Linked DNA regions of Homo sapiens: region 1 is linked to region 2. Evidence: read pairs that join two places in POLR2A ChIA-PET (ENCODE). Cell type or tissue: CD4-positive, alpha-beta T cell. All regions are shown on one strand. Links, peaks and the distances in the headings refer to the core of each region. The heading gives the core; the rest is flanking DNA. Region 1 overlaps PPM1G (protein phosphatase, Mg2+/Mn2+ dependent 1G). Region 2 overlaps PPP1CB-DT (PPP1CB divergent transcript).

Evidence for each region. ChIA-PET counts read pairs that join two places held together with the same protein. Peaks named below come from ENCODE experiments on the same cell type or tissue, not always from the same donor. Only the 100,000 strongest peaks of a DNase experiment are listed, where the experiment ranks them.
Region 1: POLR2A ChIA-PET joins it to region 2 with 6 read pairs; 1 of 35 experiments calls an interaction of 5 or more read pairs at or near these places.

Annotation. Positions count from the first base shown.
Region 1 is chr2:27,382,040-27,399,147 of GRCh38, forward strand. PPM1G (protein phosphatase, Mg2+/Mn2+ dependent 1G) reads right to left here. Exons shown (of 10, transcript NM_177983.3): 2 at 5,050-5,119; 3 at 4,155-4,240; 4 at 3,708-3,840; 5 at 2,634-3,049; 6 at 1,913-2,053; 7 at 1,327-1,561; 8 at 437-566; 9 at 87-189. It also overlaps the pseudogene FTH1P3. Among named protein-coding and RNA genes, the nearest start is that of ZNF513, 9.9 kb to the left of the region's middle. RefSeq lists an enhancer at 13,265-13,766. In CD4-positive, alpha-beta T cell, for the core only: no CTCF peak of the experiment used is centred there; DNase peaks (open chromatin) are centred at 9,382 and 9,710; H3K27ac peaks cover 1,551 bases.
Region 2 is chr2:28,743,210-28,751,353 of GRCh38, forward strand. It overlaps PPP1CB-DT (PPP1CB divergent transcript), which reads right to left. Exons shown (of 5, transcript XR_007086259.1): 2 at 5,611-7,176; 3 at 4,724-4,773. Among named protein-coding and RNA genes, the nearest start is that of PPP1CB-DT, 4.5 kb to the right of the region's middle. RefSeq lists enhancers at 5,043-5,122, 8,034-8,144. In CD4-positive, alpha-beta T cell, for the core only: no CTCF peak of the experiment used is centred there; DNase peaks (open chromatin) are centred at 4,682 and 5,182; H3K4me3 peaks cover 678 bases; H3K27ac peaks cover 2,861 bases.

The DNA.
Region 1 (17,108 bases), core at 7,439-12,438, 1.4 Mb before region 2:
CCCAGATTGCCGACTTAGCTCAGATTAAAAGAGTGAACCCTGGCTGTGCAGACCAGACACCCTCTCTTCTCCACCCTGGTACTCACCTCTTCCACAATGGATGACAATAACCGAAGCTCCCCATTTTCATCACGCTGGCTGATCTTTGATTGAATGAAATCTACAACTTCCTGGCTGCTCATCACATTCCTGGGGTCAAGAACAACAGTCAGAATCTTCCAGTCTCACTAAGGCAGCGTAGAGGAGTATGGACAGAGGTGGTGGCCCAGGCCAGTGTAAATAACTACAGAAATTCTCAGCTCTGCCTTAGTCTGGGTGCTCTTCACCCACCAAGAGGCCTAGGTCTGCCTAGGCTCTAATCCTAGAGGTGCCCTGAGTCCTATAAGAGAAGACATGCTGCAGAAAGGGGAATTTAGGGCATTCTGCCAGTGCTCACCAGATGCCATCACAGGCAATGACCATGAATTCATGGTCGTCAGTGAGAGTCAGCACCTTGATGTCAGGAAGGGCTGAAATCATCTGTTCCTCAGGTGGCAGGTTCTTGTTTCTCTTATAGAAGTGGTCCCCTGGAGTAAAGGAATGGTTGATGAGCAGTTTGGATACTTCCCACAGACTTGTGTTTGTGGCAGGTCAAACCTTGCCATTCATTTCCCTTCTTTACAAAGTTCCATAATCTAGTGGAATGGGGAACTGAGTCCTAAGTCCTAGTTTTTCTAGTTTCAACCCTGCCACCAGACTGCTGAACCTTAAGAAAGTCACTCACTGGTCTTTTTATTTTAAGTCTTTTTTGTTTTTTTTTTTTTGAGACGGAGTTTCACTCTTGTAGCCCAGGCTGGAGTGTAATGGCACGATCTCGGCTCACTACAACCTCCGCCTCCCGGATTCAAGCGGTTCTCCTGCCTCAGCCTCCTGAGTAGCTGGGATTACAGGCTTGCACTACCATGCCCAGCTAATTTTTGTATTTTTTTTTTTTTTTAGTAGAGATGGGGTTTCACCATGTTGGCCAGGCTGGCCTCGAACTCCTGACCTCAGGCGATCCACCAGCCTCAGCCTCCCAAAGTGCTGGGATTACAGGCGTGAGCCACCACGCCCGGCACTCACAGGTCTTTTTCATCATTCAAATGTTACATAAGATGGGTATAATGATACCTATGTATAATGATACCTCTACCCATCTTAGTTATTTCACAGAAATATAAGAACAGAGGTAGTAGATATTAAAGTGCTTTGAAAGGCACAAGCACTAGGAAGATTAAAGTTTGCTACTAGGTAGTCTGGGACAGAGAGAAAGACCCTAGAAGTCTTTCCCAGTTTCTTGGCCCTTACCAATGGCTCTGGAGAGGTTGAGGCCCCCGTTGACTCGCCCATCCATGGTGACCTTGCCACCAGCATTCTTGATGCGTGCTAGTTCTACTTCATCCTCTGGTTTGTGATCATAGGACATGTCTAAAGCTTTGCCAGCCTCAGATACCACACAGCGAGAGTCTCCTGCGTTGGCTACAATCAACTGCTTCCCTCGTATCAGGGCCACCACCGCTGTTGTACCACTGTCAGAGCCAGGCTTAAGAGGAAGAAAAGGAGCATCATGGGGGCTTCTGAACATGCGTTCCTCACTGATGTGCTCCTGATCGTTCACCTATGCTTGCTTTCACTGGGACCCCCAAAAGAGCTTTAACAAACAGGAGAAGCACACATTTCATCTTTCTAGAGACAGCAGCACACTCCCTCTCCCTTGTTTTTAGATAATTCAACCCCAAAGGCTTACCATCTCATTCCCCTTGCAGAATAAATCCCCATGACTATTACTTCCATCCTAAAGTATCAGGGGGATCCCCTGTCTCAAAATCAAAATTAGGGGATTCACACCTGCCTTGTGGCTTTTCAAGACTCATTGCTCCCCTTCCCCACACACCTCCTCTTTGCCTTCCATCCCTGGCACCATCATCTCTTCTTCTTCTTCTTCATCGTCCTCTTCAGCCTCCTCGGTGTCATCCTCATCTTCCTCATTCTCTGCCTCCTCACTGCTGTAGCCATCCTCTTCCTCGCTGCATTCCTGCCAGGGGGAGGATCCCAGACTGCTGAGACTGGGATGATCCCCTCCCTCCCCACAGCTCATACTCAGAATCAAGAGGTCCTGACTGAACACAGGTCCTCAAAACACTGAAAGATACAAGTATATGGTCATGAAAATTGGGGGGATGGAAAGGGCTAGCATGAGTACAACTGACATCCTGAACTGGGCTTAGCAGTCACTAGCAAAAAGCCCAGGACAAGGCAAGGGCTGCCAGCCAAAAATATCTTTCAGGCACTGTGGCCAGAAAATAAATTTTCCAGAGAAGAAAACAGTCAACTAGCCAAGGTAACAACTATCTCCTTGTTCTCTCTCTAGGAGACAGACTCTGAAAAGCCAGAACTAGATCTGCTTGTTATAGTACCAACAAAGGAAGAGGTAAAAAGGCAAATGGTACCTGTGATGATGGAGCTCAATGAATTCAAGACTAAAGCTTAGAATACAGTGGGTCTTGGGGGATGATGTCAAAATAGGAGAAGGAAAGAGAGTTGAAAACTACAGACGGCAACCAAACAGGACCTCTCTGCAACTTCAGCATCTGCCTGCCCTCACAGGCCCTTACCTCACTGTCTTCCTCTTCTTCCTCCGCCTCATCTGACTCATCCTCACTGTCCTCAAAGAACTTGGACTTAGCAACTCGAGGCAGCTTGTCAGAGGCTGAAGAGCAGGAAGGCCCAGCCTCACCAGTGGGAATGCCAGGCTCACCAACTTGGCCTGCCTCAGTCCCACGTTCCGAGTTGGAGGAAAAGCCTGTGTAGGCCTTGGCTGTGGGGCCATTTTCTTGTGAAGGAGTTTCCCTAGTTGAGTCCTCAGGTCCTGCCTCCCCATTGAGGCCCTGGGACCCTGGTTCCTCGCCTGTCCCACCTCCAGATTTGCTGTGGGGAGGGCCCTTGTGACAGTTCTGCCCGTAGCGTGTCAGCAGCTCTTCAATAGTCATGGTAGCCTCTTCATGCAGCAGTGCAGCCTCCTCATTGTCCACTGCAGGGAAGAGGCTAAATCAGAGCCCCCATGCCAGACTCCTCATGGGATCCGTCCCTCTCACTACCTCAACAGCCCTTGCAGCCTCTAACTTCCCCACAACCTCCCACTCCCAAGGTTCCTCTCGCTCAAGTCTCAGAAGAACATGCCCTAGCTCCTCCTCCTCCACAGACTTCTTTTGGTTTTTGTGTTTCATCCCCTTCTTAATCAAAACAACACTAGTTACTATACTTCCCCTCTGACGTCTCATTTTTTATTGTTAAGTTGTAAAAACCCTATTCTGGCTGAGGATCCAGGAAGCCCACAATGCTACTGTGAATTAGGATTTAGGCTTAATGATTGGCTATTGGGGCTAATAACTGCTCCAGTCTTGAGGGGAAAAAAAAGCACATAAATACTAGCAGGAACCAGGAAGACCCCATCACAATGACAAAAGATAATGTATATACAATGCTTACAGCTCAGATGCCACTCAACGAAGATAATTCTCTCCCTCCTTTTCATAACCACATACAATGCAGGAGAACATCATAGGTTTCTTTAACATAAGGACTCCCCAGGTCCCTAGAAAGCCATCCTATCTTAGAATTGATAAGTAATATTAAAGAATATTTCTTAAAATGCTGATTTCCCCTCAAACAAGGGATGCCACACTCACCATCATCTTCATCAGCTACTTTTTCTTTTTCATCTTCATCCTCAGTGGGTCGCCCTGCAATCTGTGCCAGCTCTTTAATGACTTCTTCAGTGGTCAATTTGGCGTCAATAGCCAAGAAGGCATCTTCTAAAGCCTGAATATAAGCAAAATAGTCTAAGACTAGTACAAAATGAACTCCCTATATACAATCCTGAGCACAAGGATGGAATACAAATTAAGAGTGTGAGCCACCACACTAAGAGACACTCACAGATAAAAACAGCTCAGAGGCCTAGGAATAATAAGGCAAGTCTAAAAGGCGGCCAATAAGCTCGTTTTAGGAACAGAATTCTTCAAGAGTAAATAAGCAGCAGCAGCTAGAGGACAAAAAGAAAGGAAAAGCCCAAGGGCTAGAGAACAAGGGAAAAGCCTACACAAGTGAGGAATGGGCGGTGTAAGCAGACAGACCTTCTGTAGCTTGCCTTCCTTGTAGGCCTTCTGATCTTTGATGATATCAGGAAGATATTTGGCACAGTACAAGGCAACTTCCTCCCCTAGAAGGAAAGGAAGGAAGGTCACCTGGAGCACTGCTCCCCACACATAGAAAGTGATACAATATTTATATGCCATACTGGAGTGAACCCCAAGGGTTGAGGGGATAAATATCTTAGCACCCCTGAACCCTATTTGAAGGACACTGTTTGGGGAAGTTCTGATCCAAAAAAATGGATTTCACCATCAATTCTCTCGGGTATAAATATCTCGTCTTTTCTCACCTGTATACTTAGTTCTCCAGTGAAAAAAAGATAAAGAATCAGCTCAACTGGGTACACTTTTTTGTTTTTTAAGACAAGAGTCTTGCTCTGTTGCCCAGGCTGGAGTGCAGTGGCATGGTCTTGGCTCACTGCAACCTCCACCTCCCAGGTTCAAGCGATTCTCCTGCCTCAGCCTTCCGAGCAGCTGGGACCACAGGCGCCCACCACTACGCCCAGCTAATTTTTGTATTTTTAGTAGAGATGGGGTTTCACCATATTGGTCAGGCTGGTCTCGAACTCCTGACCTCGTGATCCACTGTGCCGGGATTACAGGTGTGACCTACCGCGTGCCCAGCCTAAAAATTTTAAAAAATAAAAATAAAAAAAGATAGAGGCTCTTTGGATTAAAACAAGTCCTGGTGAGATTATAAACCAATACAGTACCTACTGGGAAAAAAGAATGACAGAATACAGAAAAACAGCACCACGCAGGAAATGATAATGAGGGCCAGACCCTGGAAAGTAAATGAACAAAGGGACCTGTTCTTGCCCTGGAACGTCTGGAATTGGGGTCCTAGAATGTTACCAATATGATCTGTTAAAGTTACCTCCATGTCCATCGTAGACAGAAAACATGGCTGTCTCACTGTCCAGCTCAGGAATACAGTTGTGAGCATCCTAGGAAAAGAAGAGCATAATCGGCATGTCTCAAGGTCGAAGAATATTCCTCAGGTCATAGGGATCAATGTCACCCCTTACTAACCTTTCCCTGGCTGGCCTATATGGCCTAGAAATAAGAAAGGAAGAAGGAATGATAAAATAAATACAGAGGAAGAAAAGAGGAGGGAGGCAAAGGAGGAAAGGGGAAGGAGAAAAGGAAGAAAGAATCAGGTTACTACCTCTATAATAACCTCAACCTAGGAGATATCTCAGTCCAGATGGCAGAATATTTGGCTACTGGAAATAAACCTGACCCTTTTGGATCTGTGGAAGCTACGGGAAAACCAGAATAAAGGATTTTTTCTTCTTTTTTTTTTTGAGACAGAGTCTCGCCCTGTCACCCAAGCTGGAGTGCAGTGGCGCGATCTTGGCTCACTGCAACCTCCGCCTCGTGGGTTCAAGCGATTCTCCTGCCTCCGCCTGCTGAATAGCTGAGATTACAGGCATGTGCCACCATGCCCGGCTAACTTTTGTATTTTTAGTAGAGATGGGGTTTCACCATGTTGGTCAGGCTGGTCTCGAACTCCTGACCTTGTGATCTGCCTGCCTCGGCCTCCCAAAGTGTTGGCCAGGCTGTACACAGCTTTATTTATTTATTTATTTATTATTATTTTTTGAGACGGAGTCTCGCTCTGTCGCCCAGCCTGGAGGGCAGTGGTGCGATCTCTGCTCACTGCAAGCTTCGCCTCCCAGGTTCACGCCATTCTCCTGCCTCAGCCTCCCAAGTAGCTGGGACTACAGGCACCCACCACCACACCCGGCTAATTTTTTGTATTTTTAGTAGAGACGGGGTTTCACCTTGTTAGCCAGAATGGTCTCGATCTCCTGATCTCGGGATCCACCCGCCTCAGTCTCCCAAAGTGCTGGGATTACATAAGTGAGCCACCGCGCCCGGCCTACAGCATTATTTATAATAAAAAACAGTTGAGGCCAGGCGTGGTGGCTCACACCTGTAATCCCAGCACTTTGGGAGGCTAAGGCCGGCAGATCATGAAGTCAAGAGATCAATACCATCCTGGCCAACATGGTGAAACCCCGTCTCTACTAAAAATACAAAAATTAGCCAGGCGTGGTGGTGTGCGCCCGTAGTCCCAGCTACTCGGAAGGGTGAGGCAGGAGAATCACTTGAACCCCGGAGGTGGAAGTTGCAGTGAGCCAAGATCACACCACTGCGCTCCAGCCTGGGTGACAGAGTCAGACTCCGTCTCTAAATAAATAAATAAATAAAATAAAAAACAGTTGTAACCATCTAAATTTCCAGGAATAGATTACAAATGGTACGTAACTCCAGTGGAAATGTAGCTGTTAAAAGCAAATATATGTTAATTTGGAAATGAGTTCACAATATCTTAAGTGGTTAAAAGCAAAAAGTTAAAAAAGTATCTACATGTGAGGACGGCCACAGTGGCTCACTCCTGTAATCCCAGCACTTTGGGAGGCCCAGGCAGGCGGATCATGAGGTCAGGAGATCGAGACCATCCTGGCTAACATGGTGAAACCCCGTCTCTACTAAAAATACAAAAAATTAGCTGGAGGTGATGGTGGGCGCCTGTAGTCCCAGCTACTTGGGAGGCTGAGGCAGGAGAATGGCGTGAACCCAGGAGGCAGAGCCTGCAGTGAGCCGAGATTGCGCCACTGCACTCCAGCCAGGGCGACAGAGCAAGACTCCGTCTCAAAAAAAAAAAAAAAAAATTATCTACATGTATATGTGAGTCTGGAAGATCACATAGCAAACAACCACAGAGGGTGAGATTTGGGTAATAATTTCTACTTTTCGACATTCATTTTTAAATTTTTGTACAATAAACCACATTGTTCCATTCTGAATAAGGACAACAAACACACCTAAGAACTGGCCTCAAGTTGCCATTCTACCATATACTGCATGATCTCTGGTCAGCTACCTTATGGTGTGCCTCAATTTTATCCTCTGTGATGTGGAATTACAATATCCACCACATCCACATCATCACAGAACTGTTGTAATGATGCAAAACACATAAAAGCCCTTTGTAAACTGGAATTTGCTACATAAAAATATATATATATATACACACACACATACACATATATGTATATTCTGCTCTGAAATTTAGCACCCATTTCACATTTTTCTTTTTTGTTCTTTTTCTCAAAGAGGACCACCCACAATAAAGATTCGTCTTACACCTTGAGGTCTCAGTCCTGAGAACTATCGCACAATTACCCTCTCCTTCACTTCTTGGTGAGGCTTGGGATCTATATTATGATTTGGAACTGTTTCACCTTCCCTAAACACTTTAATTTGCCCCCTTTACATGTCTGCTCATAACCTTTACCCACACCTTTGCTTCTCTCTATCCCTTACTGAGACAGAGCCAAGTATTTCAACATGGTCTCTTAGAAATCTAGAAAAACTCACCCAACCTTGTATAACCCCACCAACTGATTTATGCCTGAATCAGAACTACTAAGTTTGCTAGTCATAAAATGTTATGAGATTGGCTAGGTGCGATGGCTCACACCTGTAATCCCAGCGCTCTGGGAAGGTAGGCAGGAGGACTGATTGAGATCAGGAGTTGGAGACCAGCCTAGGCAACATAGCAAGACCCCGCCTCTACAAAAAAATTTTAAAGTTAGCCAGGCATAGCAGCATGCACCTGCAGTCAGTCCTAACTACTCGGAACACTGAGGCAAGAGGACCACCTGAGCCCAGGAGGTGGAGGCTGCAGAAAGCTATGATGCACCACTGCACTCCAGCCTGGGTGACAGAGGGAGACCCCATCTCTAAAACAAAACAAAGTTATAGGATCACATTGACTGTGGTAATTACTTCATTTCAGCATCTTGTTTTCTTTTTTTTTTGAGATGGAGTCTCCCAGGCTGGAGTAGAGTGGCGCGATCTAGGCTCACCATATCCTCCACTTTCCAGGTTCAAGCAATTCTCCTGCCTCAGTCTCCTGAGTGGCTGAAATTACAGTGGGCACCTGCCACCACGCCCAGCCAATTTTTGTATTTTCAGTAGAGACGGGGCTTCACCATGTTGCCCAGGCTCTTCTCAAACTCCTGAGCTCAAGTGATCTGCCCAGCTCGGCCTCCCAAAACGCTGGGATTACAGGCGTGAGCCATTGCAACTGGCCAAACACAGAAATTATCCTCTCTTCCTAGATTAACATTTTTTCTTAAACTCCTGATCTCAAATCCTTCTCCTTCAAGGTCTTACTACACAGAGAATGTAATAACCTTAACAGCAATCCAAATAGCCGTTTTGGCAATGGCTCATGCATGTAATCTCAACATTTTGGGAGGTCAAGGCAGGAGGACTGCTTGAGGCCAGGAGTTCAAGCCTGGGCAACATAGTGAGACCTCATCTCAACAACAACAACAACATCCGTAAACAGCCATTCTGCAGACTTCATTTCCCCTAGCCATTATGTCAGATTAAACAGTACAAACCATGTCAGTTTTTTTTTTATTTTTCAATGTTTATTTTAGAATCACAGAATACATGTGTAAGTTTGTTAGAAAGGTATACTGTGTGATGCTGAGGTTTGGGGTATGACTGAACCCGTTTCCCAGGTGCTGGGTATAGTATCAAATAGGTAGTTTTTCAGCTGTTCCTCTGCCACACAACCCCCACCCCCACCCTGCCGCACCACCACCTCTAGTAGACCCATGTCTATTGTTGCCATCTTTACATCCATGTGTACTTGATGTTCAGCTCCCACTCTCACTGCGTGAGAACACGCAGTATTTGGTTTTCTGTTTCTGTGTTAGTTTGCTTAGGATAATGCCCTCCAGCTACATTCATGTTGTTGCAAAGACATTATTTCATTATTTTTAATGGGTGCATAGTATTCCATGATGGCTATGTACCATATTTTCTTTTCTTTTCTAGTCCGCCACTGATGGGCACATGAGTTGATTCAATGTTTTTGCTATTGTGAATGGTGCCACAATGAACATACAGGTACATATGTTCTTTTGGCAGAATGATTTATTTTCCTTTGGCCGTATATCCAGCCATCAGATTGCTGGGTCTAATGGTAGTTCCACTCTTAGTTCTCTGAGAAATCTCCAAACTGACTGTGCCTACGCTAAATTAATTTACACCTTCACCAACAGTGTACAAGTGTCTGCTTTCCTCTGCAGCCTCACCAACGTTTCTCATTTTTTGACATTTTAACAAAAGCTGTTCTGACTGGTGTGAGATGGTATCTCTTTGTGGTTCTAATTTGCATTTGTCTGATGATTAGAAATGGGCGTTTTTTCATGTTTGTGGGCCACATGTACGTCTTTTGAGAAGTATCTGTTCATGTCCTTTGCCCACTTTTTAAGGGGGTTATTTGCTTTTTGCTTGTTAGGTTCCTTATAGATTTTGGATATTAGACTTTTGTTGGATGTATACTTTGTGAATATTTTCTCCCATTCTATAGGTTGTTTACCCCCTTGATAGTTTCTCTTGCTGCATGTCACTTTTCTTGAAAGATCTCTTGGATTCTGTGTAGTTCTATACCTCTGACTGCCTGTTTCTACAGGATGTTCTTTTTTTCTTTCTTTTTTTTTTTTTTGAGACAGAGTCTAGCTCTGTTGCCAGGGTGGAGTGCAGTGGCGCGATCTCGGCTCATCACAACCTCTGCCTCTCGGGTTCAAGCAATTCTCCTGCCTCAGCCTCCTGAGTAGCTGGGATAACAGGCACGCGCCGCCACGCCCAGCTAATTTTTGTATTTTTAGTAGAGACGGGGTTTCACCATGTTGGCCAGGATGGTCTCGATCTCCTGGACCTCGTGATCTGCCCACCTTGGCCTCCCAAAGTGCTGGGATTACGGGTGTGAGCCACTGCACCCGGCCAGGATGTTCTTTCTCTCTATACCTCAAACTTAACACATGTAATCAGGAAATCAGCAGTCTGCAAAAAAAAAAAAATCAAGAGCTTCCCCTACAGGTCTTATTTCTGTAAATGGAATCTTAACTCTCCCAGACAACACTTAATACCAGAGTCATGCTTAACTTCCTGGCTGTCTTCCACCATCCATCACTGAGTCCTGCATGCAGTCCTTCATCATGTTGTTGTTCCTGGATTACTTTGTTTTGTTGGTTTGTTTTGTTTTTTTTTTTTTTTTTTTTTTTTGAGAGAGAGAATGTCTCCCTGTCACCCAGGCTGGAGTACAGTGGCATGATCTCAGCTTACTACAACCTCCGCAGCCCAGGTTCAAGTGATTCTCATGCCTCAGCCTCCCAAGTAGCCGGGATTACAGGTGTGTGCCACCATGACTGGCTAGTTTTTATATTTTTAGTAGACACGGGGTTTCACCATGTTGCCCAGGCTGGTCTCAAACTCCCGACCTCAGGTGATCCTCCCGCCTCAGCCTCCCAAAGTGCTGAGATTTAGGCATGAGCCACTACGCCAGCCCACAGTACATTTTTTTTTTGGGGGGGGGGAGGGTACCAAATTTATTTATTTGAAGGAATGGTACAAATCAAAGAACTTAAGTGGGTGTCTTGGAACAACTTATAGAAAAGGTAAAGGAAACCCCAACATACATGCGCTGCCTTGGTGACAAGGTAAGTCACCCTATGGCTATGGGGAAATTAGCCTGAGGCTTAGCTTTCATTATCACTGTCTCCCAGGGTGTGCTTGTCAAAGAGGTATTCTGCCACGCCAGATTCGGGCGCTCCCATCTCGTGCATGTTGGTCACGTGGTCACCCAATTCTTTGATGGCCTTCACTTGTTCATTCAGGTAATGTGTCTCAATGAAGTCACACAAATGGGGGTCATTTTTGTCAGTGGCCAGTTTGTGCAGTTCCAGTAGTGACTGATTCACATTTTTTTCCAAATGTAATGCAAAATGCACAATTTTTTCCAAATGTAATCCATCGCATTCAGCCCGCTCTCCCATCGCATTCTCCCCGCACAGTCTGGTTTCTTGATATCCTGAAGGAAGATTCGGCCACCTCGTTGGTTCTACAGCTTCATCAATTTCTCAGCATGTTCCCTCTCCTCATGAGATTGGTGAAGAAAGTATTTGGCAAAGTTCTTCAAAGCCACATCATCGCTGTCAAAGTAGTAAGCCACGCACAGGTAAATGGAGGAGGCGTAGAGCTCCAGGTTGATCTGGCGGTTGATGGCGGCCTCTGAGTCTTGGTGGTAGTTCTGGCGCACCTGCGAGGTAGACGCGGTCGTCATGCCGGCGACTAAGGAGAGGCGGCGGCAGCGGCAGTGGTGGCTACGCGGCGCTGGAGCTGCGGCGGGGGCCTTGGGGCAGTCCGAGGGCATGGTGAAGAGGTGACGGAGGGCTGGCTATGGGCGGCCGGCCGGGGTGCAGGACGAGCGCCGGGTTCCGTCCAAGCACTGTTGAAGCAGGAAACCCCGACCACTCTCGGCGAAGAACGTCTCAACTTTTAATTATCATATTTTTTTCTGAGAAAGAGTCTCACTCTGTCGCCAGGCTGGAGTGCAGTGGCGCAATCTTGGCTCCCCGCAACCTCCATCTCCCGGGTTCAAGCAATTCTCCTGCCTCAGCCTCCCGAGTAGCTGGGAGTACAGGTGCGTGCCACCACACCCAGCTAATTTTTTATTTTTATTTATTTATTTTTTTAGAGACAGAGTCTCACTCTGTCGTCCAGGCTGGACTGAAGCGGCGCAATCTCGGCTCACTTCAAGCTCCGCCTTCCGGGTTCACGCCATTCTCCCGTCTCAAAACTCCTGAGTACCTGGGACTACAGGTGCCTGCCAAGACGCTCGGCTGATTTTTGTATTTTTAGCAGAGACGGGGTTTCACCGTGTTAGCCAGGATGGTCTCAATCTCCTGACCTCGTGATCCACCTGCCTCGGCCTCCCAAAGTGCTGGGATTACAGGCATGAGCCACCGCGCCCGGCCTAATTTTTTATTTTTAGCAGAGATGGGGTTTCACCATATTGGTCAGGCTGGTCTCGAACTCCTGACCTCAGGTGATCCGCCTGCCTCGGCCTCCCAAAGTGCTGGGATTACAGGTGTGAGCCACCGCACCCACCAACAGTAAACTTTAGTAATAAAAATTAGTAAACTTTTCCTTTCTGGAGTAGTAATTTTTAAAAAATAATCACTATTTCATCTTACCATATGCTTTCATCTTCAGGAAACACACTATAATGGCTTTAAGCTGTTTCTTAGTTCATAAGTGATAGCTCAGAAGCATCTGAATTATTTTCCCTGAATTTCACTACCTGGCCTAGTGCCTACATAGGCTAAATCATTTCTGATCATTCACATGCTCAAGATCTTCTTGTGGCTGGGCACGGTGACCCCCCTGTAATCCCACCACTTTGGGAGGCCGAGGCAGGCGGATCTCTAGGTCAAGAGATTGAGACCATCCTGGCCAACATGGTGAAACCCCATCTCTACTAAAAATACAAAAAAATTAGCCAGGAGTGGTGGCACGCGCCTGTAGTCCCAGCTACTTGGGAGGCTAAGGCAGAAGAATCACTTGAACCCGGGAGGCGGACCAGGAGGCGGAGGTTGCAGTGAGCCGAGATCGTGCCACTGCACTCCCGCCTGGTGACAGAGTGAGACTCTGTCTTAAAAAAAAAAAAAAAAAAAAAAAGATATTCTTGCAACTGGAATGATATTTCATTTTCCAGGAGTTTGACACAATTTAGGAGGTTTTTCCTGCACACAATGGCCACCCATTTCCAATTAAACATTCATAAAAACACCACAACCACCCACCTCACTACCTCATACCCATTAGAATAGGAACTATTAAAAATAATAATAATAAAAATAAAACCAGGCACAGTGGCTCACGCCTGTAATCCCAACACTTTGGGAGGCCAAGGCGGGTGGATCACTTGGGGTCAGGAGTTTGAGATCAGCCTGACCAACATGGTGAAACCCCGTTTCTACTAAAAATACAAAAAATTAGCTGGGCGTGGTGGTGCATGCCTGTAATCCCAGCTACTTGGGAGGCTGAGACAGGAGAATCACTACTTGAATCTGGGAGGCAGAGGTTACAATGAGCCAAGACCGTGCCATTGCACTCCTGCCTGGGTGACAGAGTGAGACTCTGTCTCAAAAAAAAAAAAAAAAAGAAAGAAAGAAAGAAAGAAAAACTTAATTCTAGCACCTTGGGAGGCTGAGGGGAGCAGATCACTTGAGGTCAGGAGTTCGGGACCAGCCTGGCCAACATGGCAAAACCCCATGTCTACTAAAAATACAAAAATAACTGGGTGTGGTGGTACACCTGTAATCCCAGCTTCTCAGGAGGCTGGGGCATGAGAATCACTTGAACCTGGGAGGCGGAGGTTGCAGTGAGCTGAGATCATGCCGCTGCACTCCAGCCTGGGCAATAGAGTGAGACTCTGTCTCAAAAACACAAAACAAAACAAACAAACAAAACTGGTTGGGCATGTTGGCTCATGTCTCTAATCTCATTATTTTGGGAGGCTGAGGTGGGAGGATCACTTGTGCTCAGAAGTTCAAGACCAGCCTGGGTAACACTGTGAGACTCTGTCTCTACGAAAAAATTTTTTAAATTAGCCACAAGTGGTGGTGCACACCTGCAGTCCCACCTATGTGGAGGCTGAGGTGGCAGGACTGCTTGAGCCCAGAGGTTGAGGCTGCAGTGAGCTATCACATTGCACCACTGCACTCCAGCATGAGCAAGAATAAGACCGTCTCAAAAAAAAAAAAAAAGAAAAAGGAAAAAAGAAACCATTAAAAAAAAACAGATAATAACAACTGCTAGCAAGGATGTGGAGAAACTGAAATTCTTGTGTACTGTTGGTGGAAATGTAAATGATACAGGTGTTGTGAAAAACAACATGGAGGCTGGGCACAGTGGCTCACGCCTGTAATCCCAGCACTTTGGGAGGCCAAGGCAGGTGGATAATTTGAGGTCAGGAGTTCGAGACCAGCCTGGCCAACATGGTGAAACCCAGTCTCTACCTAAAAATACAAAAATTAGCCGGGTGTTGTGGCGAGCACCTGTAATCCCAGCTACGTGGGAGGCCGAGGCAGGACAATCACTTGAACCTGGGAGGTGGAGGTTGCAGTGAGCAGAGATGGTGCCACTGCACTCCAGCCTGGGCGACAGAGCAGGACTCCGTCTCAAAAAAATTTTTTTTAAATTAGGCAGTCACTAAAAGACAAATACCATATGATTCCACTTACAGTATGAAGTATCTAAACTAATCAAATTCATAGAGACTGAAAATAGAATGCTGTTTGCCATGAGCTGGGGGAAAGAGAATGGGGACTCATTTAATGGGTATGGAGTTTCAGTTCTGTAGGATGAAGAGTTCTGGAAACTGGGTACACAACAATGTGAATGTATTAAATACTACTCAACTGTACATTAAAAAAATTTTTAAGGCCGGGCGTGGTGGCTCATGCCTGTAATCCCAGCACTTTGGGAGGCCGAGGCGGGCGGATCACTTGAGGTGAGGAGTTAGAGACCAGCCTGGTCAACATGGAGAAACCCCGTCTCTACTAAAAATACAAAAATTAACTGGGCATGGTGGCGCATGCCTGTAATCCCAGCTACTCAGGAGGCTGAGGCAGGAGAATCTCTTGAGCCCAGGTGGCAGAGGTTGCAGTGAGCCAAGACTGCAATCATTGCACTCCAGCATAGGTGACAGAGCAAGACTCCGTCTCCAACAAAAAAAAAAAAAGAAAAGAAATGACTAAGATGGTAATTTTTATGTTATGAAAACTTTGTTTCCCTTGAAACAGAGTTTTGCTCTTGTTGCCCAGGCTGGAGTACAATGGCACGATCTAGGCTCACTGCAACCTCTGCCTCCGTGGTTCAAGTGATTCTCCCTCCTCAGCCTTCCAATTAGCTGAGATTACATGCATGCACCATCATGCCCAGCTAATTTTGTATTTTTAGTAGAGATGGGGTTTCTCCACGTTGCTCAGGCTGGTCTCAAACTCCCGACCTCAGGTGATTCACCCGTCTTGGCCCCCCAAAGTGCTGGGATTACAGGCGTGAGCCACCATGCCCAGCCACAATGAAAATTTTTAAAGAAAAAAAAAGCCAAAAACTTCCCACAAAGAAGAGCCCAGGCTCAGATGCCTTTATTTGTGAATTCTACCAAACATTTACAGAAAAATTAATACCAATGATTCACAAACTCTCCCATCACATAGAAAAGAAGACAACACTTCCCAATTCATTCTATGAGGCCAGCATTACCCTGATTCTAAAACCAGACAAAGACATCACAAGAAACTACAGACCAATATCTCTTATGAATATAGACACAAAAATCCTCAACAAAATAGTAGCAAACTAAATCCAGCACCATATAAAAGGATAATACACATTGATCAAATAAGACTTATACACCAAAAAAATGCAAGGTTGGTTTAACATTCAAAAAAATCACTTAATGCAATATAGCGTATCGGTAGACTAAAGAACAAAACCCTATGATCATCACAATAGGTATTATAAAGGCACTTGACAAAATTCAGTGCTCATTAATGATAAAAAGACTCAATGCCAGTCTGGGCAACATAGTAATAAGACCCTGTCTCTATAAAAAATTTTAAAAAATTAGCCCAGTATGGTGGTGCATGCATGTAATCCCAGCTACTAAGAAGGCTGAGGCAGGCGGATCTCTTGAACCTAGGAGTTCAAGGCTGCAGTGAGCTATGATTGAGCCACTGTGCTACAGCCTGAGGGACAGAGCAAGACTGTCTCTAAAAAAGTAATATAAAATAGACTCAACAACCTAGGAATAAAAGGGAACTTCCTAAACCTGATAGAGTACATCTATGAAAAACTCAGTCAGCCAGGCACGGTGGCTCATGCCTGTAATACTCCCCCAGTTGATCTACAGATTCTGCATAACCCCTATAGAAACCCAGGTGCCTTTTGTGCAGAAATTGACAAATTAATCCTAAAATTTAGATGAAAAACAAATTTTAAAAACATTTCAAAACGTACTAAAAAGCTACAGTAACCAAGATAGTGTATTACTGGCATAGGGACATGTAGACCAATGAAATGGACTTGAGAGTTCAGAAATAAAACCCTCACATTTACGGTCAATTTATCTCTGACAATGATGCCAAGATAATTCAATGGGGGAAAAGAACAGTGGTTTAAACAAATAGTGCTGGGACAACTTGATATCCACACACAAAAGAATGAAGTTGGATCACTCCCTCATACCATTCACAAAAATTCACTCAAAATGGATCACAGAAACAGCTAAAACTATAAAACTCTTAGAAGAAAACCTAAGAGAAAATTCTCGTGACTTTGGGTTAGGCAAAGCTTCTTAACAAAAACAAACAAACAAAATAGACAAATTGGACTTTATCAAAAGTAAAAACTTTTGTTTCAAAAGACACCATCAAGAAAGCAAAAAGAGGCTGAGTGTGGTGGCTCACGTCTGTAATCCTAGCACTTTGGGAGGCCCAGGCGGACGGATCACGAGGTCAAGAGATCGAGACTATCCTGGCCAACATGGTGAAACCCCGTCTCTACTAAAAATACAAAAATTAGCTGCGCATGGTGGCATGTGCCTATAGTCCTAGCTACTCGGGAGGCTGAGGCAGGAGAATGGCTTGAACCCGGGAGGCAGAGGTTGCAGTGAGCCGAGATCATGCCACTGCACTCCAGCCTGGCAACAGAGCGAGACTCCGTCTCAAAAAAAAAAAGAAAAAAAAAGAAAGAAAGCCAGCAAAAAGAATCAGGGTGTAGTGGCTCATGACTGTAATCCCAGCACTTTGGGAGGCTGAGGCAGGCAGATCACCTGAGGTCAGTAGTTCAAGACCAGCCTGGCCAACATGGTGAAACCCGGTCTCTACTAAAAATAAAAAATTAGCTGGGAGTGGTGGCACACACCTGGGTCCCAGCTACTCGGGAGGCTGAAGCAGGATAGCTTGAACTCAGGAGGCAGAGGTTGCAGTGAACCAAGATCGCGCCACTCCATTCCAGCCTGGGTGGTCAGAGCAAGACTGTCCCCCGACCAAA
Region 2 (8,144 bases), core at 2,274-7,273:
AAGACCTCCTACTCAATAAATGGTGCTGGGATAACTGGCTAGCCATATGCAGAAGACTGAAGCTGGACCTCTTCCTTACATCATATGCAAAAATCAACTCAAGATAGATTCAAGACTTATATGCAAAACCCCAAACTATAAAAACCCTGGAAGAGAATCTAGGCAATATTATCCTGGACATAGGAATGGGCGAATATTTCATGACAAAGACACCAAAAGCAATCGCGACAAAAGCAAAAGTCGACAAATGAGAGCTAATTAAACTTAAGAGCTTCTGCACAGCAAAAGAAACTATCAACAGAGTAAACAGACAACCTGCAGAATGGGAGAAAATATTTGCAAACTATGCATCTGATAAAGGTCTAATATCCAGCATCTATAAGGATCTTAAATTTATAAGAGAAAAACAACCCCATTAAAAAGTGTGCAAAGGACATGAACATCTAGACACTTCTCAAAAGAAGACATACATGTGGCCAAGAAGCATAAGAGAAAAAGCTCAATATCACTGATCATTGGGGAAATGCAAATCAAAACCACAATGAGATACCACCTCATACCCGTCAGAACGGCTATTACCAAAAAGTCAAAAAATAACAGATGCTGGTACGGTTGCGCAGAAAAGGGAACCCTTACACACTGTTGGTGGGAGTGTAAATTTATTCAACCATTGTGGAAAGCAGTATGGTGATTCCTCAAAGAGTTAAAAGCAGACTCCAGCAATCCCATTACTGAGTGTATACCCAGAGGAATATAAAGCATTCTACCATAAAGACACTTGCATGTGAATGTTTATTGCAGCACTGTTCACAATAGCAAAGACATGGAATCAACCTAAATGCCCATCAATGACAGACTGGATAAAGAAAATGTGGTACATATACCCCATGGAATATTATGCAGCCATAAAAGAAGAAGATCAAGCCAGGTGTGGTGGTTCACGCCTGTAATCCCAACACTTTGGGAGGCCAAGGCAAGTGGATCATCTTAAATCAGGAGTTCGAGACCAGCCTGGCCAACATGGCAAAACCTTGTCTCTACTAAAAACACAAAAATTAGCCGGGCGTGGTGGCGGATGCCTGTAATCCCAGCTACTCAGGAGGCTGAGGCAGGAGAATCACTTGAACCCAGGAGGTGGGGATCGCAGCGGGCCGAGATCATGGCACTACACTCCAGCCTAAGCAACAGAAGGAGACTCTGTCTCAAAAACAAACTAACAACTACAACAAAAAAAACAAGATCATGTCTTTTGAGGGAACATGGATGCATGGATGGAGCTGGAGGCTACCATCCTTAGCAAACTAATTCAGAAACAGAAAACCAAATATCACATGTTCTTACTTATAAGTGGGAGCTAAATGATAAGAACTTACGAATACAAAAAAGAAAACAAGCACTAAGGTCTACTTGAGGCGGGAGGGTGGGAGGAGGGAGAGAAGCAGAAAAGAGAATTAGTGGGTACTGAACTTAATACCTGGGTGATGTAATATATGTACAACAAACCCTGATGACATGTGTTTATCTATGTAACAAACCCTCACATGTACCACCAAACCGAAAATAAAAATTTTTAAAAAAGGAATGTGGACAAAAGAGAGTTGCTTATTGTGAATGTCTGTCTGGCCAAGAAGCCCCTCAGATGTGCAGGGAAGGCATTCCCTACCTTTCTCCTGGAGGTAGCTGGGGATGACCTCTCCTTCTCATTCCTGAAGACTGTCTCGCTGCCAGAACCACCCATATTCTGCTCCTCCTCACCCAAAATTTTCCTGCTGTAAGTTGACAATCCTTGCCATCAAGTTACATCCGCTGCCCCACCCCATCGCCACTCACTTTTTCTCACAACAGAGTCCCAGAGCTAGTCCACCTAACTAGCCCAGCATCTCTAAATCACACTGCCTGGGTATTCCAGCCAGGGCTTTAGAATTGGACTGACCTGGTGCCTAAAGACAAGTCAAAGCCTCTGAGTCTTGATTCATTCCCACATCTATAAAAGGGAAACTACTTACTTCACAGGATTTTCTGAGGGATTAATTGTGATCATGTCAGTAAAAATTCCCAGCACATGGTACACTTATGAACCTCCAGCCAGGAACCTTTCTGACAAAGGAGCAATGCCTGTCACCTGGGCATGGGGACATTGGATCTCCCAGCCAAGCTGGGCTCTGTCTTAATAGGAATGTCACTACTAGAAGTACCTAAATGTTCTTAGAGCTTGGGATCACTCAATCACATTCTCTGGGTGGTTTGTTAAAACCTGGACTGGACTATGAGGAGCGAGAGCAACCTTTTTTTAGCAACAATAAAGTCATTCTTTGAGGTGACTGCACCGTTAAAACACACAGGGGCAAAACAGAAAAATGCTGTGCTCATTGCTGAGCAGGTTGCCCTGAAAAGTAGAGAATGAAAAATAGGAATAACGGTGGGCATGGGGACCCTGGGTTCTAGGGTGCTCTTGTGCAGGAAGGAGAGGGGACAAAAAGAGTAGGCTCTTGCACAGTATGAAGGCTTTCGAGTAAAAATCTGAAGGAGATGGAGAGATTGAGATTCAAGTCCTCGTTTTGCTAGTAAATCAATGCAATTTAACTTTGTTTTTGTTTTCTAGAGACAGGTATTGCTCTGTCACCCAGGCTGGAGTACAGTGGCATGATCATAGCTCAACACATCCTCAACCTCCTATGCTCAAGGGATCCTCCTGCCTCAGTCTCCAGAGTAGCTAGGACTACAGGTGCATACCACAGGGACTGGCCAAGTTTGAATTTTTTTAGTAGAGATGAAGCCTTGCTATGTTGCCCAGACTGGTCTTGAACTCCTGGGATCACGCAAGCCTTCTGCCTCGGCTTCCCAAAGTGCTGGGATTACACGCATGAGTCACCAAGCCCAGCCATAATTTAACCTTTCTAGATCACAACTTCCTCAATCGCAAAGTGAGATTAAAAGTAATTGTATCTTTTTTAAAAAAAGTTCCCAGCACAATATATTTACTCCCTTTCTTCCTTCTGCCTTCACATTCCCTATCCTTTGGTTTGGGAGCCAGCTCCTTCCTGGCAACCAAACCCCAAGATGTCATGAACTGTGCTCAGCCCACCATGCCCTGCCCCCACTCCCCCCCGCCCCCCAAGGATTCAAAGGTATCAGAGCATCCCTTGCCCTCTATGCTGCCAGCCCAGCCTTTGTCTCCCATATAGGGTCCAGGTCTGTCTGTAAATTGGAACTAGACTTGTCTTCACGTCTATTGCTCAGGGTAGTAGAAAACACTGAGAGATGTTTTCTGCCATGCCAAATAGGAATCCTCAATAAATATTCCCCATAAACTCTGTTATAATTGGTGGCTAGAGTCTATATTGCCATGGACACTCTTCTATAGTTACATTAAGGACTAAATTGATTTTGCAGACTGATCTGAGAGTTTAACCACCATTTGTACCACAGTCTCTGTGGGAAAATATATTCCATGTTCCGAACAATTGACCCTTTGGAGTTGGTCCAGTTCCTGAGCTGGGGACGGCATGTACAATATTATGTTACATTTTGGGTTTTATTTGTATGTCTTAGAATCAGAGACTTGTTTGAGCTAGAAGAAGCTTTGGAAATCATTTATTAATGGGCACATTTTGTAGGTAATGAATCCAAGGTTCAGAAAGATTGAATTGTCTAAGGTTATTCAGCTGCTTTGTTCTCCCACCTCCAAGCCAATGCTTTTCCCACTATCCAAGTCATTTTGTGGTCATTTTCCCACATAGTCATTAAACAACTTGAAAGTTGGGAAGTCATGCCTTCTTCAACACAGACTCAAACTCACTAAGTGTTTCATAAATACTTAATTGGTTCATTATTCTTTTTGCTTCAGAGGTCTATTCACTGTAAGGTTTTCTTAAATAACAAGTACCATAGAGCATTTCAATTAAGAACTTATTATGATAGACTGGATTTGGTTTAAATCAAGATTTAAATAATAATTAATAAATATTCTATTTAACCAGTGTTTCCTATATAAAAGACCTATTGGTGTTGGATGTAACTCTGATGAATATATTTCACAGCTCACAAATAGTTTGGCTTTAGTTTTAACAGACATATGCTATTAATTTTAATGTGGTCTTATATATTATGAGAAGCTACTCATTTTATAACTACATAAAAAAAGTAATGCTTTCCTTGTCTTATCTACCAAAACCCAATTGAAACAGAGACATAAAAACCAGTTAGGGCCAGGTGCGGTGGCTCATGCCTGTAATCCCAGCACTTTGGGAGGCCGAGGTGGGAGGATTGCTTGAGCCCAGGAGTTCGAGACCAGCCTGACACAGCGAGACCCTGTCTCTACTAAAAATAAAAAAAAATAGCCGGGCATGGTGGCACATGCCTATGGTCTCAGCTACTACGGAGGCTGAGGCAGAAGGATTGCTTGAGCCTGAGATGTCAAAGCTGCAGTTAGCTGTGAATGAGCCACTGTATTCCAGCCTGAGTGAGGCTCTGTCTCAAAAAAAGAAAAAAAATTAAGCCATTTAGCGGTAAACCTCCAACTGAAAAGGTGAATTATATGTGATTTGGATATACTACAGGAGAAACAGAGCAACAAGAAACAAAACATTTACAGTACACTGTTTCATTTGAAACAAATATTCACATATTGTATACTTTCCCTCATCAAACAGTTATTTCCTGGTATCCATTTCAGTGAGCAGGATGGGGGGAGGGGGGAGCAATAAAAGAGAAACATTCTTACCTGTGTAGATGACTTGCTTTTATTGTAACAAAGGCAACTGGCCCTGTAATCTAATTACAAGAAAAAAAGGCCACAGATAAACTCTTCAACAATTAAATAGTCATTACTTGTGGTAGCTGTTCACCTAGCTTTAATTGCCTTATAGTTAACAGTTCTAAATAGCCAGTTAACTCCTTCAATTACTAGACATTTATTTTTCAATCACTTTATCTTGAAAGATACGGATGTACTATGGAGTTAGCTTAAGACAAACTGAGAGAGAGAGAAGAGAGAGTTGGTTGGGGCCACCGGGGAGGTTACTGACCAAGGGCAGGGAAGGAGGCATTTATTTATATTTGCCTTATAATTCTGGGGGACTAAACTGGCTGAGGACATGCCTTATGGCTTAGCTATAATTTTGGCTATTCTCATATGTATAATGAAATGAAACCAAAACTAAATCTTAAGAACAAATCTTGGCCCTGCCTGGCTGTACCACCTAGGCCTGGCTCTGTATTGAGAGAGGTGGCCTCCTAATGATGCATATATGTCCTTGTCTGGTTTTCCAATTTTCTTGAATTGAGCTGACTATAAAAGCTTAATGCATGCGATATAAAGAATGGCTGACCTCCAGATACAACTAGTAAAATTTCAACTTACCACTACTTAAGACTTATTAAACACTTGATTGAGAAGAATCATATTTATGGAAGGACAGCCCAATGAATGTTGATTCATTCATTTAAAAGTCATCTTGGATTAAGCCAGAGCAGCAAAAAACTATATATCACCCCCTCCACATTTTGCTACCTAAACTTACTCACTTTCACACCAGATTGGCTACTGGCTAATACTGACAGGCATATAAGAAAAACATCCCTATGAAAGTCTTTGCTGCGTTTACTAACCGGAGTCACCAGGCTGCTGTTTACTGTGTTCCGAAATGCCTTCTCTAAGGACTATCCATAGAGACAGCTCTCTGGTCTCAATTCAGAGATGGTTGGGTTCCTCTGAGCACTGGTTTGCCTTTATCTGATAGGCACAGACATTATCTATTAGTAAAAATAAAATAATAATTTTATTAAGACCCCTAAATCATGATGCCCAAACCCCTTGCAATCAGGAAGTCTAGATAAATAACAGGAGTTTCCCTTCATAGAGATTTCTGGAATTACCCAAGGATATTAACATGCATGACCCAGATGCCTCCCTAAGCCTTATGGTGTGCTGGCAAATGTTTAACAACCATTATTCAGAAATAAGACAGGAAAACTGCCATCTATGACTGGTAAGATTATAGGTGATTTTTGTATTTTTTTTCTTCATTTTCCCAACTTCCTTCAGGAAACACATTTTACTCTGAAGGGGGTGAGGGTGGTGGCTAATACTTGGGATTATGGTGAGCTGCCCTAGAAACTATCGGGTTATTAAGTAACACTTAATATATGTACCAGTTTCACTTCAAAATCTGAAGCATTCTGAACTCTTAATTATTTTGGAGGGATATCCCACAGAAAAGTTGGCTGAGGCCCTAGTGATAAAGCTCTTTCTTACAGTGGCCCATTCCTGCCCAAGACTCCAGGCACTGGAAAACCTGGTGGGGGTGGAGAAGGTAACATCAGCAGGCAAGTACTCGGAACCACTCTCCTATCTCCTACCTCTTCTTCTCACGACCTCCAAAACTCTGCTGAGACCGGCCTCCCTCTGCCTCACTTGTGGTGATTTTCTCTCGGATGCTCACTTTCTCTCTGTGCAATCTTTCCTTTGGGTGTCCCTTGTCTTTAAACATGTCTGCGTATACCTGAACTCTAATTGTGGACAGGGTTCAAAGTTCTTTTTCATGGGATTCATGGGCCCCATGAAAATTAGAGGCTAAGTAGGCATCTAAGTAGGAGCATTTACGTGCTCCCAGGCATTCTGTTACACTTAAAGAGGCTCATGGAAGAGATTTGGGCAAGTGGTATAACTCTACAAGCTGCTATATTCAAGTCCTAGTTCCAGCTTAGCCAAAACACCTACTCCGATTGCAACTGATCTTTTTCTTGGTTGCTAGAAAACTGAGAGTCATATGTGTGGCCTACCTCCAGCAAACCAATAGGACCTTACACCATGCATTTTGCATACAAAACTGCTGGCTTAATCTTATCTTTCACACTCACGGTTTTCTTTTGTCCTATTTTTCTCTGTACTTATTTTTAATTTACCCTGATGTACACATTTATGTAAACTACGTTAAATCCTTTCCTCTGGAATAAAGTAGGGTGTAAATAAATTTAACAAAACAACAAAGAGTGATGATGAGCCAGGTCTTCACTCCTGAAGGCCTCAAAACGAACTGGCAGTGATCTGTGAAAACTACAGAGAACTGCCCGTTCATCTCCACAGATTACTGAAGTCTGTGAAAACTACTCCAGCCAGGACCACCATTATAGCCTGCTGCCTGTTGTGTTCACAATCGATGCACAAACTCAACCCTGAAATGGAGAGAAAAATAGGGGAAAAAAGACATTAGGAAATCCTAGCTCTATGTCATCTGGACATTAGAAAGCACTTGGTTGGACAAAGCTTTTTCTCCCCCACAGCACATGCCTGTTTCAGCATCTCAGCCCACATTCACGGAGAGGGAGAATATAGCAATTGTTAAGAATGCAGACTCTAGCACTGCATGCTCTGCTGTTTATTTGTGTTATTTGGGCTAGGTTTTTTAACCGTCTGTGCCTCGGTGAATCCCATCTACAAAGTAGAGATAATAATAGTACCTACCTCACAGGGCAGTTGTAAGGATTAAATGAGGTAACCCGGGTGTAACATTTAAAACAGTGGCAGAGTACATACAGGGATCTGAACAAATGTTAGCTACTATTAGTGATATGTGAGTGGGGGAAGCACACTGCCTTGGACTTGAGGCAATATCAAGTCTGAGTTTCTGGAAAAACACTTGTGGAATAAGTAAGGGCTGGCCACCTCCTAAAACCGGACAAAAGATCTGGCTTGCCTAGATCCTTAGCGTGACTGCTTCTCCTCCTGCCTTTCTAGAGGCAGTATTACGTGATGGAAATACTTGGTGGGTGCTGTGGGCACAAAGATAAGTTAATGTGTTTTTATTCCCTAGGAGCTGAGTCGAGAGTAGGAGAAAAATGCATAAATAATTACCAGGTAGGATGATTAAGCAATATACTGGAGGCAGCAACAGAAACACACCGTGGAAAAAAAATACCCACGGCGTGGATGAAGATATGAGATGTGTGAAAGCGCTAGACACAGGCAGCCACCTGCACCCATGTAAAATTGGATTATTGCTGACTCCTACAAGGCCCACTTTAACGCTTCTTTCAACCAGAATCCCTGCAGAACTAATTTTGTAGAACCGCCGGGGATAAAGACCTTTATTTGCAATGTCGAACTCCAGCAGAGTAACCCCTTTTGCTTTCCACACGCGCAA